2 separate regions of the Homo sapiens genome follow, and region 2 is linked to region 1. A link is a contact called in ENCODE Hi-C or POLR2A ChIA-PET data. All regions are on one chromosome and are shown on one strand. The core of a region is the stretch at or near the end of the contact, and the rest is flanking DNA. Distances in the headings are between cores, read along the strand shown.

The links. A loop is a pair of places that touch in the nucleus more often than their neighbours do. ChIA-PET counts read pairs that join two places held with the same protein, here RNA polymerase II (POLR2A). Pooled maps may share reads with other maps.
Region 2: a loop to region 1 is called in a map of CD8-positive, alpha-beta T cell, with 9 times the contacts of the local background. The contact joins the promoter of LRRD1 here to the promoter of CYP51A1 in region 1. A Hi-C loop is called at or near these places in 16 of 168 maps with a recorded cell type or tissue (B cell, CD4-positive, alpha-beta T cell, CD4-positive, alpha-beta memory T cell and 9 more), 9 of 37 single-sample maps with no recorded cell type and 31 of 50 pooled maps. POLR2A ChIA-PET finds 5 or more read pairs at or near these places in 10 of 52 experiments (CD4-positive, alpha-beta T cell, H1, HEK293T and 6 more).

Annotation. Positions count from the first base shown.
Region 1 is chr7:92,131,415-92,137,377 of GRCh38, reverse strand. It overlaps CYP51A1 (cytochrome P450 family 51 subfamily A member 1), which reads left to right and starts at 2,901. Exons shown (of 10, transcript NM_000786.4): 1 at 2,901-3,205; 2 at 5,506-5,604. The coding sequence starts at 3,014. It overlaps CYP51A1-AS1 (CYP51A1 antisense RNA 1), which reads right to left and starts at 2,815. Exons shown (of 3, transcript NR_122110.1): 1 at 2,296-2,815. RefSeq lists enhancers at 1,913-2,739, 2,276-2,935, 3,306-3,355, 3,516-3,565, 2,740-3,566.
Region 2 is chr7:92,176,092-92,182,054 of GRCh38, reverse strand. It overlaps LRRD1 (leucine rich repeats and death domain containing 1), which reads left to right and starts at 2,913. Exons shown (of 6, transcript NM_001161528.2): 1 at 2,913-3,048. CYP51A1-AS1 (CYP51A1 antisense RNA 1) reads right to left here. Exons shown (of 3, transcript NR_122110.1): 3 at 1,330-3,204. RefSeq lists a silencer at 2,943-3,052.

The DNA.
Region 1 (5,963 bases), core at 1,652-4,151:
ATAATTATTTACATAAATAATGTCATTTCATGAATATAGCTATATTTTCTTTTTTTTTTTTTTCGAGACGGTGTCTTGCTCTGTCACTCAGGCTGGAGTGCAGTGGCACAATCTCGGCTCACTGCAACCTCCACCTTGCGAGTTCAAGCGATTCTCCTGCCTCAGCCTCCTGAGTAGCTGGGATTACAGGCACGCGCCACCATGCCTGGCTAATTTTTGTATTTTTAGTAGAGATGGTGTTTCACCATGTTGGTCAGGCTGGTCTCAAACTCCTGAACTTGTGATCTACCCACCAGGGCCTCCCAAAGTGGTGGGATTACAGGAGTAAGCCACCGCACCCGGCCTATAGCTATATTTTCAAAAATAAAATATTAGTGAGAAGAATGGCATAGTTTTAGATTTTTGTAAATCTCTTTTACACCTGGCTTAATAGAAGACTGTTGGGTTCTTTTTTCTTTTTTAATTTTTTATTTCCATAGGGTTTTAAGAAATGTGGTATTTGGTTACATGAGTAAGTTCTTTAGTGGTGATTTGTGAGATTTTGGTGCAACCATCGCCGAGTAGTATACACTGAACCCAATTTGTAATCTTTTATCCCTCACCCCCTTCCACCCTTTCCCTGAGTCCCCATAGTCCATTGTGTCATTCTTATGCCTTTGCATCCTCATAGCTTAGCTCTCACTTAGGAGTGAGAACATATGATGTTTTGTTTTCCATTCCTGAGTTACTTCACTTAGAATAATAGTCTTCAATCCCATCCAGGTTGCTGAAAATGCCATTCATTCATTCCTTTTTGTGACCACGTAGCATTCCATTCCATATATAAATATATAAATATATATTTATATATATCACAGTTTCTTTCTTTTTTTTTTTTTTTTTTTTGAGACAGAGTTTTGCTCTTGTTGCCCAGGCTGGAGTACAGTGACGCAATCTCGGCTCACTGCAACCTTTGCCTCCCAGGTTCAAGTGATTCTCCTGCCTCAGCCTCCCGAGTAGCTGGGATTAAAGGCGTCTGCCACCACGTCCGGCTAATATTTTGTATTTTTAGTAGAGACGAGGTTTCATCATGTTGGTGAGGCTGGTCTCGAACTCTTGACCTCAGGTGATCCTCCCGCCTCGGCCTCCCAAAGTGCAGGGATTACAGGCGTGAGCCACCGCGACTGGACGGAAGAAACGGTGAAACTTTTAAGGTGGTAGAATTATAGGATCTGATGACTGATTAGATGAAGCATGGAGAGGGCAACAGTGTGCACAGTGATGCCTTTTCTTCACAGGCATTATAGGAGGGACAGGTTGGTAGGAGGAGGCAACGGGTTTAGTTTTGGATTTACTGACCGGGGATGAGTGTTAGCTCTCTAGGTAGAGGTGTTCCGCAGGCAACTGGTGTTGCGGGACAAATCATAGACGGGAGAGACCGAGCAGAGTTCAGGAGAGCCTTTATTATTAAGGTGATCACCGGCTCAGTCGGACTAGGGTCCAGAAAGTCTGAGCCCCGAACAAAGGGATCAATCACCTTTTAAGCAGTTTGTGTTGGGAGTTACGTGTTGCATGAAGTGTACTTGCAGAAGCAAGAACAAAGGCAGTAAATTACTCTTACATTTGTTACACCATATGTCTTACGTCCTTGGGAATACATGCTTTTGTAACACTTGCTAATCAGTTTTGTGACTTTACAGCAGCGCTAGGGAGGGAAGCAAGAACTCGCTGTGCCTCAAGGAATGTGAAACGATGGAACACAGATAAGCCTCTCCACGCATAGGGGAGAAATAAGCAGTTAATATACTCTTAACCCAGGCCTTGGGTAGGGGAGGTGCTATATTACATTCTACCTCAAAGGAAAAGAATATACTTCTTGATTAGTATACTTATAAAATTCATTAATTTCCCTTTCACTGGATATTCCTACTAATTCCCCCAGGGCCTTGCAGTTTTGTCTCATTCGCTGCTCTATCCCCTAGCTTAGCACAAAACCTAGTTCTTAACATTGATTAAATAAATGAATCCGGTCAGGTGCTCCCGTGGGTGATCTGGAAGGAGTTAAATTTGGTAGTCATGGGAGACGCTTCTGTGAAGCCATAGGAGCGAAGATTGATTGTGGCGGCAGGACTGAACTCAGCTTCTGAATCTTTCTAGCCGCTAAACCTACAGACTAAGTGGCGTCCTTGGGGAATGCTGCCTCAAACGGCTCGCGACGTCCTAAAACATGTACATTTATTTTGGAAAATCTGTTTTCGTAAAACCTAGCATACTTAATCACCAACATTTGTTAACTTCATGGTGGCATATTAATACCTGTCAGGTTGATTTTAGTTGGAGTGGGACGGGGCTGACCTCACCGTCCTACCCTTCGGTATGAGGCCGGCGTCTTCACGACCTCGCTTTTCACAACCCCAGTCCCCGAGGGCTTATTTGGGGCTGTCGGAGTCCCCAAGACGTGGCCCCGGAGAAGGGTGAGGTGCCACAGTTCGAGGTGCCCCAGTACCCTGCGTCCGGACAGGGGGCGGTGCTCACGCCCAAGGCCCCGCTGACGCGATGTAGGCCGAGATCACCTCAGGCGCTCGCGGTGCAATCACAGAGCGCGCCGTCGCCGCTCGAGCTCGCCCTGAGATCCCTCCGCTCAGCGCCTTCAACGCCGTGTCCCGGCACCCCGCACCCGGGCACACAAAAAACGGGTCGCCCGCGATTCTCAGGGATTGATCGCCTCTTCAGGTAAGTTATCTTCCGGCCCCGTACCACTGTGCCACAGGCGCAGCCCGCTTCCTCAGGTGCCCTATCCCGCGCAAGAAGACCACGGCTTCACAGAGTGTTATTTAAGGGGCGTGGCCAGCGGAACATCCCGCCCCATTCTGTGACGCACGGGGTGGCGCGCGTGGGACCCGAGGGGTGGGGCTGGGTTTAGTAGGAGACCTGGGGCAAGGCCCCCTGTGGACGACCATCTGCCAGCTTCTCTCGTTCCGTCGATTGGGAGGAGCGGTGGCGACCTCGGCCTTCAGTGTTTCCGACGGAGTGAATGGCGGCGGCGGCTGGGATGCTGCTGCTGGGCTTGCTGCAGGCGGGTGGGTCGGTGCTGGGCCAGGCGATGGAGAAGGTGACAGGCGGCAACCTCTTGTCCATGCTGCTGATCGCCTGCGCCTTCACCCTCAGCCTGGTCTACCTGATCCGTCTGGCCGCCGGCCACCTGGTCCAGCTGCCCGCAGGGGTGGTACGTACATTCTTTAGGGTCTGAGTGGGGCGCGCGCCGCAGCTGAGGCGGCCGAAGGGCTGGCGTGGGCGGCTCCGTGGCCCCGACCGGCTCAGTGGATGGCAAGGGCGGGGGCGACTGCGGCCATGCTTGGCGTGGCTTTGGTGGCAGGCGCGCTGGGGGCTGGAGTAGTGGCTGCGGCGGCGGCACTGCTGCTGGTGGCGCTGGCTGTAGCACCCGCCATTGCCTTGTGTTGGGGGGCGGTGCTGGCCTCCCCGGCTGTGTATCTGATCCTAGACGGGGTCGTGGTTGCGGCATTTGTGGTTGTAGCGGTCTGTACTGACCGCAGCAGTGGTGCCCCTAGTGGCGGTGGCTGGATTGGCGGCTGTGGGTTTGAACGACCCGGTGGTCGTTGGGGCCCTTGGTGGGGGTCCTGACGGAGATGCTGTTGGCAGCTGGCCCGTCATCCTGGAGGCTGCCCTGTGTGGTTCAGTGTTCTGTGGGCTGTAGCAGTGCCCCTAATGGTGGTTTATACCCATATTAAGGAGGATGTGTAGAGTGTGGTAATGGTAGTGACTGGAGTGTGGTAAGGGCCTTCCTCTGATGCTAATAATGTAACAGTTTCTCGGCCGGGAGCAGTGGCTCACGCCTGTAATCCCAGCACTTCGGGAGGCCGAAGCGGGCGGATCACCTGAGGTCAGGAGTTCCAGACCAGCCTGAACAACATGGAGAAACCCCATCTCTACTAAAATACAACAAAACAAAACAAAAATTAGCTGGATGTGGTGGCACACGCCTGTAGTCCCAGCTGCTTGGGAAGCTGAGGCCCGAGAATCACTTGAACCTAGGAGGCGGAGGTTGCAGTAAACCGAGATTGCGCCACTGGACTCCAGTCTGGGCGACAGAATGAGACTCCGTCTCAAAAAAAAAAAAAATCATTTTCTTCAATTTAACAGCCTTATTAACCTAGCTTTCAATCTCCCAAATGTTATTTGATTGTGCCTTTTACAGTCAGCAATAAGTAGCTTTTGAAAACTACCCTTTTACTGACAATGCAATGTACAAACTTTTGACCAAGTAGCTTTTAAAATAATTTTTGTTTGAACCATACCAGGCATAAGAAAGAGTTATTTATTTATTTATTTTTTTCCTACACATGGGATCTTTAAGGAAATGATATTTGTCTCTGGGAAGACAAAGTTACTTTTAGTGTTTAAAGATAGTTCTATTAGCTGAGGTGTACTGTGAGGTTGTGGTGCTCCTTTCTATTTGAGACCACCAGAGAATTGAGGAGTATTACCCTTTTTCATTATTTTGTTTGATTTTCAGGATACTTAATGTTGTAATCTGCAGGTCTCATTTTGTGGCATCTAAAGAAACTTTTATGAAGAATGCTAGAGTTCTTGCTAGAGCTGATCTACTCTCTTAAAAACTCTAAAATCAGTGGCTCTAGTTCACTTGCAGTGAGAGAAGCATGAGATTGATTGTTTACTGAGAAGTAAATATAGCTTCTTAAACATTTCCCTTCTTTCTATACTACAAGTTACTGCTTGTCTTTTTCTATACCTTCTTTAAGCAAGTATCTGGGACTAAAATTGTGAGTAGTAGTAGTAGTAAGTAGTGAAGAAACAATATAGTGGGCCCTCTGGGGACACGAATTCCACATTTGGGAATTCAGCCAAGTGTAGATCTAAAATACCCAGGGGAAAAAAACCCAATACAAAATAACACAACAATAAAAAATAATACAAATAAAAAAACACAGTTTAATAACAGTTTATATAGCCTTTACATTGTATTGGGTATTGTAAGTAATATAGAAATGGTTTAAGGTATATGAGAGGATGTGCATAGGTTATACGCAAATACTTTGCCATTTTATATAAGGGACTTGAGGATCCCTGGATACAAATCTGTGAGGGGGTCCTGGGACCAGTTCTCCACAAATGCCAAGGGACAAGTGTAGTTTGACCTTTTTGGTTTTTTGCTACTAATGGTTAGAAAAGTTGCCTGGAGACACCAATAATAATTGGACATATTCTGGACAGTGTCCATCATTTAAATTTACAGTGCCTTAGTGTTTATCTGGTCGTTTATCTTATACCGTGTTTTGAGTTTCTGTTCTTTTCTACAATAGCTACTCTCTTGAGGTATTTGCAATTTGGCTGTTCTCAAGTTACTTCTGATGCTTCCTTTTTTTTTGGTAACTTTTTTTTGAAGTCTTAATAGCTATTTTGTTTAATTGTTTGGTCATGAAACGAAACTGGGTTTCTCTCTTGAAATGAAACACGAATTGAATTTACTATTTTTTTCTCTTGTAGAAAAGTCCTCCATACATTTTCTCCCCAATTCCATTCCTTGGGCATGCCATAGCATTTGGGAAAAGTCCAATTGAATTTCTAGAAAATGCATATGAGAAGGTAAGTCTTCCAAATAATTAGAGGAAAAAAAAAAAAACAACTAGAGAAGTGCTTTTTAAACTTTTTTAAAAAAGTGGCAGAACATTTAAAAACATTGTAATCATATACATATCCTCAGTATAGGAAACAAAATGGAAACTGCTCTGGTTTAAGAGATGGTGTCTTATAGATACCTATCCTTTTAGCTTTTCCCATGTCCTGGGGTCGTCTTTGAGACACCATTGAGGAAACCTGTAGTTCTGGCAACTATGGTTTAAAAGCCACTGTTCTGAGTTTTCTATTCACTTATTGTCATTAAAATTGATATTAATTAACCCTCATTTTTCTTTACCATGCATCTGTGGGGTTTTCTAACCTGC
Region 2 (5,963 bases), core at 1,664-4,163, 45 kb before region 1:
CACACTATAGAATACTACACAGCCACAAAAAAGAATGAAACGATGTCCTTTGCAACAACGTGCATGCAACTGGAGGCCACTATCCTAAGTGAATTAGTTCAGGAACAGAAAACCAAATACCGCAAGCCCTCACTTATAAGTGAGAGCTAAACACTGGGTACTTATGGACATAAAGATGGCAAAAACAGACGCTGGGGACTACTGGAGGTGGGAGGGAGGGATGGGGGTAAGGGTTGAAAAACGTTTGGGTACTATGCTCAGTACCTGGATGATGGGATCAATCATACCCCAAACCTCAGCATCATGCAATATGCCCATGTAACAAATGTGCACATGTCCCTGAATTAAAAATAAAATTTGTAATTATTTTTAAAATTAAAAAAACCCAAGGCAATTGTTTTTAAAACATGTCTCCCCTAGAGCATACCAAATGCTTTGCCACAGAATTATGTAATTATGCCATGAACTCAATTTTATGAGCAAATAAGTATAATTTCAATCCAGTAACCAGCAAATCCGTTGTTGACTTTTGGAATATGCTATGTTATGTTTCATAGCGTGCCTTCCTAGTTATATTTTACAGATGTTGGTATTTTTGTTTGTATTTACTGATTATATACCAGTTGGACAGTGGAAGGGAAAGAACCTAAAATGATAAATCACCTGCAGATAGAAAAATGAGTAAATAATTTTCACCTAAATCAAATGTGTGCCATTTTCCCTTTCTGGGTTTTTTGCTTTCAATTAATACTAAATTTAGTTTTGTACACATAACCATTAGGAGGAAGAAAAGCCAACCTGTATCTTTATTTTAGCCAGTTCTCTAACAATTAATTATATATATTTAAAAGTTGGATTTTATCTGAGCTTTGGTTTACCTGTTATTTACTTTTTAAAAATACATGGGTGTTCGTACACCATATATATTCTTTTATATAACAGTTTGAAAGAGTTTTCCTGATTGCAGTGAAGTTAATGTTCCCCCTTTTTTAGTCATTAACAGTCAAATGAATAGTTAAATATATTAAAGATACAGAAATAGAAAATTTACAAGATGGATTAAATAAACACTTATAGGAGTTACTATGACAAAATATTTTGAAACTTACTTTCGAGTTATAAATAAAATTATTAAAGATAAAATTCCAACCTGTTCTCTCATGTGGAGTTTAAATCGCAAGTCGGAAACTTAGGATTTAGGCTAAAGAACGAATGTAAAGGGGAAGAAAACTGTATTCCAAAAACAAAAGGTTATATAAATTGCCAAATTAAGAAGGTTTTTTCACCTCTACCTTATGCTGAGTGAAGAAGGTAAGTATACTAAGCAGCTGCTTTTAATGCCTTTTATTTAAACAAAACAACGAAATCCATAGACTTCTGGAATACCAGCAAATTGTATGTGTTTTCAGTTAGTCATCATGTTATATTAACAGTTCATTAAACAAATGACAATTTGTAAATTCAGTCCACAGAATAGCATACTGAAAGGCTACACATGTAGAATTATTAGATAAAAAGGAACATCACTGCCCTTCATAAATTCTAGAAAGTTCATTGCATTCATTATTCACCTTTAAATTCAAAACTGGAATTTGATGATGATTGCAACTGCAGCTGAGGGCCATAAACTAAAACAATTTACTGGGTGTGGAAAAGGGGGCTGGGAAGAGCCGTGGGCTAACCATCCTGTTAACAAGGAGTGTCTCCTCATGAAGGTGGCAGCCACCAGAACGAGGTGCTGCCTCCTACCCTACAAATAGCAAGGGCCCATGCAAATGAAAAGTGAGCCTTTGAGATGAGTCTAGATAATAATGCATTGGAGATTTCCTGTTAAACTAGCACTCTTAAGAACATAGTGGCATTTTATTTCAATCATAGTATAAAACTCACTGGTTTATTCAATTTTATTATATTTTAGATGTTGGTATTAATATACCAAGCAAGATTCTTTTTAAGTTTTCTATTTCCCCTTTCTAAAAGCTCTATATCGGGTTCTTCAATTACATTCTCAAATTATACAAATACTACATGTTTTCTGACAAATACCGTATTTTGGTAATGTTAGGCTGGAAGTAAACTAGAGTCTTTCTGTAACTTTGACTTATCCTGCAATGTTTGGATGATGGGACACATCACCCTGGGAACTGTCTCAAAGCACAACCACATCTTAGGGCCCTACGCTCACTCCCCAAAGGCAGATCCGCCTCCAAAACTCCAAATCCTCATGGTCTCAGGCATCCCTTTTAAACACGGGCACAATCGTCACCTCTTTGAAATGAGAGCGTGCTTGATTATTCCTGGCCTCCAGTTGCTGGCCTTCATCCGGTGTTGGGGTGGGGGAGCCTGTCGGTTCCTGAAAAATAGCTCGGGGATAACTAAGACAAAAGACCCTGAGGAGCTCTGCCTCAACTGTGGCAAGCTGGGTCTTCCACGTCACCAAGTGTCATTTTCACCGTGCCTGTATGGTCCGCTGTTCATCCTGTTAGCGGACCCCGAAATCAGGCAGGAAAATAAAGCTCAGTGGGAGGGCCTCGGAGCAAGACAATCCCACCAAGATGGACTCGGGTTGATTAACGTGAGTGAACCTCTGAGGACCAGAATCCAGACTAGTAATTCTCCATCCCGGCTGCTCGTTAGATGCCCGGACCGACCCCCCCAGACCAATTCAATCAGAACATTCGGAGGGGCTTGTAAAATCTCCCGGGGAGATTCCGGTACGAAAGCCAAAGACTCAGACGCCCGTTCTCCACCCGCCTGCAGCGGCCAGCGCGGGTCCCTCTTAGGGAATTGAATGCAGGCCCCAGGCCTCCTCCTCGAGTATCCCAGTGTGACCGATGGCCAGCTCACAAACGCGCAGTGGGTGCGGCCGCGCCAGGGCGCAGCGGAGCAGAGGGCCCGGCCGCTTTCGGCCTGGGAAAGAGGAGCCACGGCCCGGAGAGGCGTCAGTGCTGGGCTGCGCCTGCGGAGGTCCTCGCAATTGCTGGACTCAACCGCGCGCGCCCCCTACCGGTCCTGCGAAGGAGCCGCAGCCGCCGCGGGAGGCCACAGGTGAAGCGAAGGGTGTGTCTTACTTCAGCAGCCCTGTAAGCCACGCCCAGATTCTCTCTCATTTTCCCACTTCTCATGGCTTTGCATGCTGTCCCACGTTACGTTAGCCTGTACTGAATGTCTCTTTTTCCACATTTAGAAAACAATTTGTTGATGCTGCAAGACATGAAAAAGTACTGTAACTCCCTGAATGTGCATGTCTTTCAGATAGGTAACAAATTACATTGGGCCATTGTTCAACTTTATTAATATTTGTTAAAACATAATTTGCATATATTTTTGCCTATCAAATTGGCAATATTTGTATGTATGTATGTATGTATTTATTTATTTTTTGCGACAGAGTTTCGCGCTTGTTGCCCAGGCTGGAGTGCAGTGGTGCAATCTCGGCTCATTGCAACCTCTGCCTCCTGGGTTCAAGTAATTCTCCTGTCTCAGCCTCCCGAGTAATTAGGATTACAGGCGCGCGCCGCCACGACCGGCTAATTTTGTATTTTTAGTAGAGACGGGGTTTCACCCTGTTGGCCAGGCTGGTCTCGAACTCCTGACCTCAAGTGATCTGCCTGCCTCGCCCCCTCAAAGTGGTGGGATTACAGGCGTGAACCACCGCGCCCAGCCATGTTTTTAAGTGAGATTCTTAATGCTTGTGAAAATAATGAGAGACTTTTTCATATAGTTTTTTGTTTGTCTTTTGAGACGGAGTTTTGCTCTTGTTGCCCAGGCTGGAGTGCAATGGCGTGATCTCGGCTCACCGCAACCTCCACCGCCCGGGTTCAAGCGATTCTCCTGCCGCAGCCTCCCGAGTAGCTGGGACTACAGGCGCCCGCCACTACGCCTGGCTAATTTTTTGTATTTTTAGTACAGACGGGGTTTCACCGTGTTAGCCAGGATGGTCTCGATCTCCTGATCTCGTGATCTGCACGCCTGGGCCTCTCAAGGTGCATATACATTTTTAAAATGTTGTGTATCAGCCTTTAAAATGCTCATATGGAAACAAATAATTGGTGGCAGCCTCTTCAATGCAATATTTTGCAGCTATAAAAATAGCTTTTCAAATAATATTTTATTTCAAATCACTGCATGTTAACCACTATGTATATTCTGGATTAATGGAAATTTCATTGCATATCTGTGCTGTTTAAAGAATAACACCCTTTCTTCCCCTCCCAAGTTCTGTATCATCAAATATAGTCAGGCAGATGTAGGTCAAAATATCATCTTTGTTACTGATAAAATAGTTTAGAGAAAATGGTGTTGATCTGCAGCTAAGTAGACTGCAATAATTTGCTCAGGAATTTGGCATAATTAGTCTGTCATCACACACAACCTTGGCCTCCCCACACAAGTATACAGTCCCCTTATTCTATGGAAGACAGCTGACTAGAACATAAATCTTGCAAGCAGACAGCCTTGAAAGTAAGAGCCCAGAAGGAGCTGAGCTCATGAGTCATCTGCCTGTCTTCTCCACAGAGGAGAAATTGTAGCAATAAAGCTCCAGGTCAGGGGCATTATGTGTAGAATTTCCTCCACAAGGAAATATGAAGCCAGGGAAGGCAATTATATCCCCATATGTTCTCAAGAAGAAGAAGAAAATCTGAACAAACCACTAACCATTAAAGAGAGCACAAAATAAATTTTACTGAACCTTCAGGGAATGCATTATCCCAAAATATGTAAAATGCTTCAACAAATAGCTAATTAGAATAGGCTTCCCAGCTCATTCTATGATGGTAGTATAACCTTGAAACCAAAACTGGACAAAGAGTATTAAAAAAAAATCAGCAAAATTACTAATGAACATGGGCATAAAAAATCTGAGTAAATGTTACATTTACTCAGTAATATAATGTGACCAGATTTATAATATATAATAATTGATAAGTAATGTCATATTATGTTACTATGTATTAATATTCATTACCATGTATAAACTATAGTAATTAGTAATATATTATTTATATATCATTTGTATATTACTTGTATAAGTAATAAATTTCTTATATTTTTATTATTTATATATTATACAAGTAATATATTCTTGTTTTATATATATATATATATACACACACAAACACACAAGTATTATATCATAACCAAGTTTGACTTATCCAAGAAATGCCTCATGCTTAATAATCTATTAATGTGGCCAGGCATGGTGGCTTACACCTGTAATCTCAGCACTTTGGGAGGCTGAGGCGAGTGGATCACCTGAGGTCAGGAGTTCGAGACCAGCCTGACTAACATGCAGAAACCCCATCTCTACTAAAAATACAAAATTAGCCCAGCATAGTGGCATGCACCTGTAGTCCCAGCTACTCAGGAGGCTGAGGCAGGAGAATCACTTGAACCTGGAAGGCGGAGGTTGCAGTGAGCCGAGATTGCACCACTGCACTCCAGTCTGGGCAACAGAGCAAGACTTTGTCTCAAAAAAAAAAAAAAAATGAGAGAATCTCTTAATGTAATATACCACACCAGTGATTAAAGGAACAAGACAAAGATAGCTGGTATTATCTCTACTATTCCACTTTGTACTAAAGGGGTTAAAAAATGCAATAAGACACTAAAATAAGTAAGTCATACAATTGGAAACAACTGTCAATACTTAGAATATTGTCTTTATAGAAAGTCTAGGAGAATGTATAAAGTTGTTAGAACTAATAAGAGAACCTAGTCAGATTGCTACATACAAGACCAACATATAAAAATTAGTAGTAGTTTCTATATGACAGTATTTTAAAAACTAAAAAAAGATATTATTCTCCATCGCAAAAGAAATATGCCATGTTATTAAATAGGAAGACTCAATACCATGGGTATATCACTTCTTTCCCAAATAAAGTTACAAATTTAATTTAATTCTAACTGAAATCCAAGCAAGATACTTTGTGGAACTTGACATACTTATCCTAAAATTG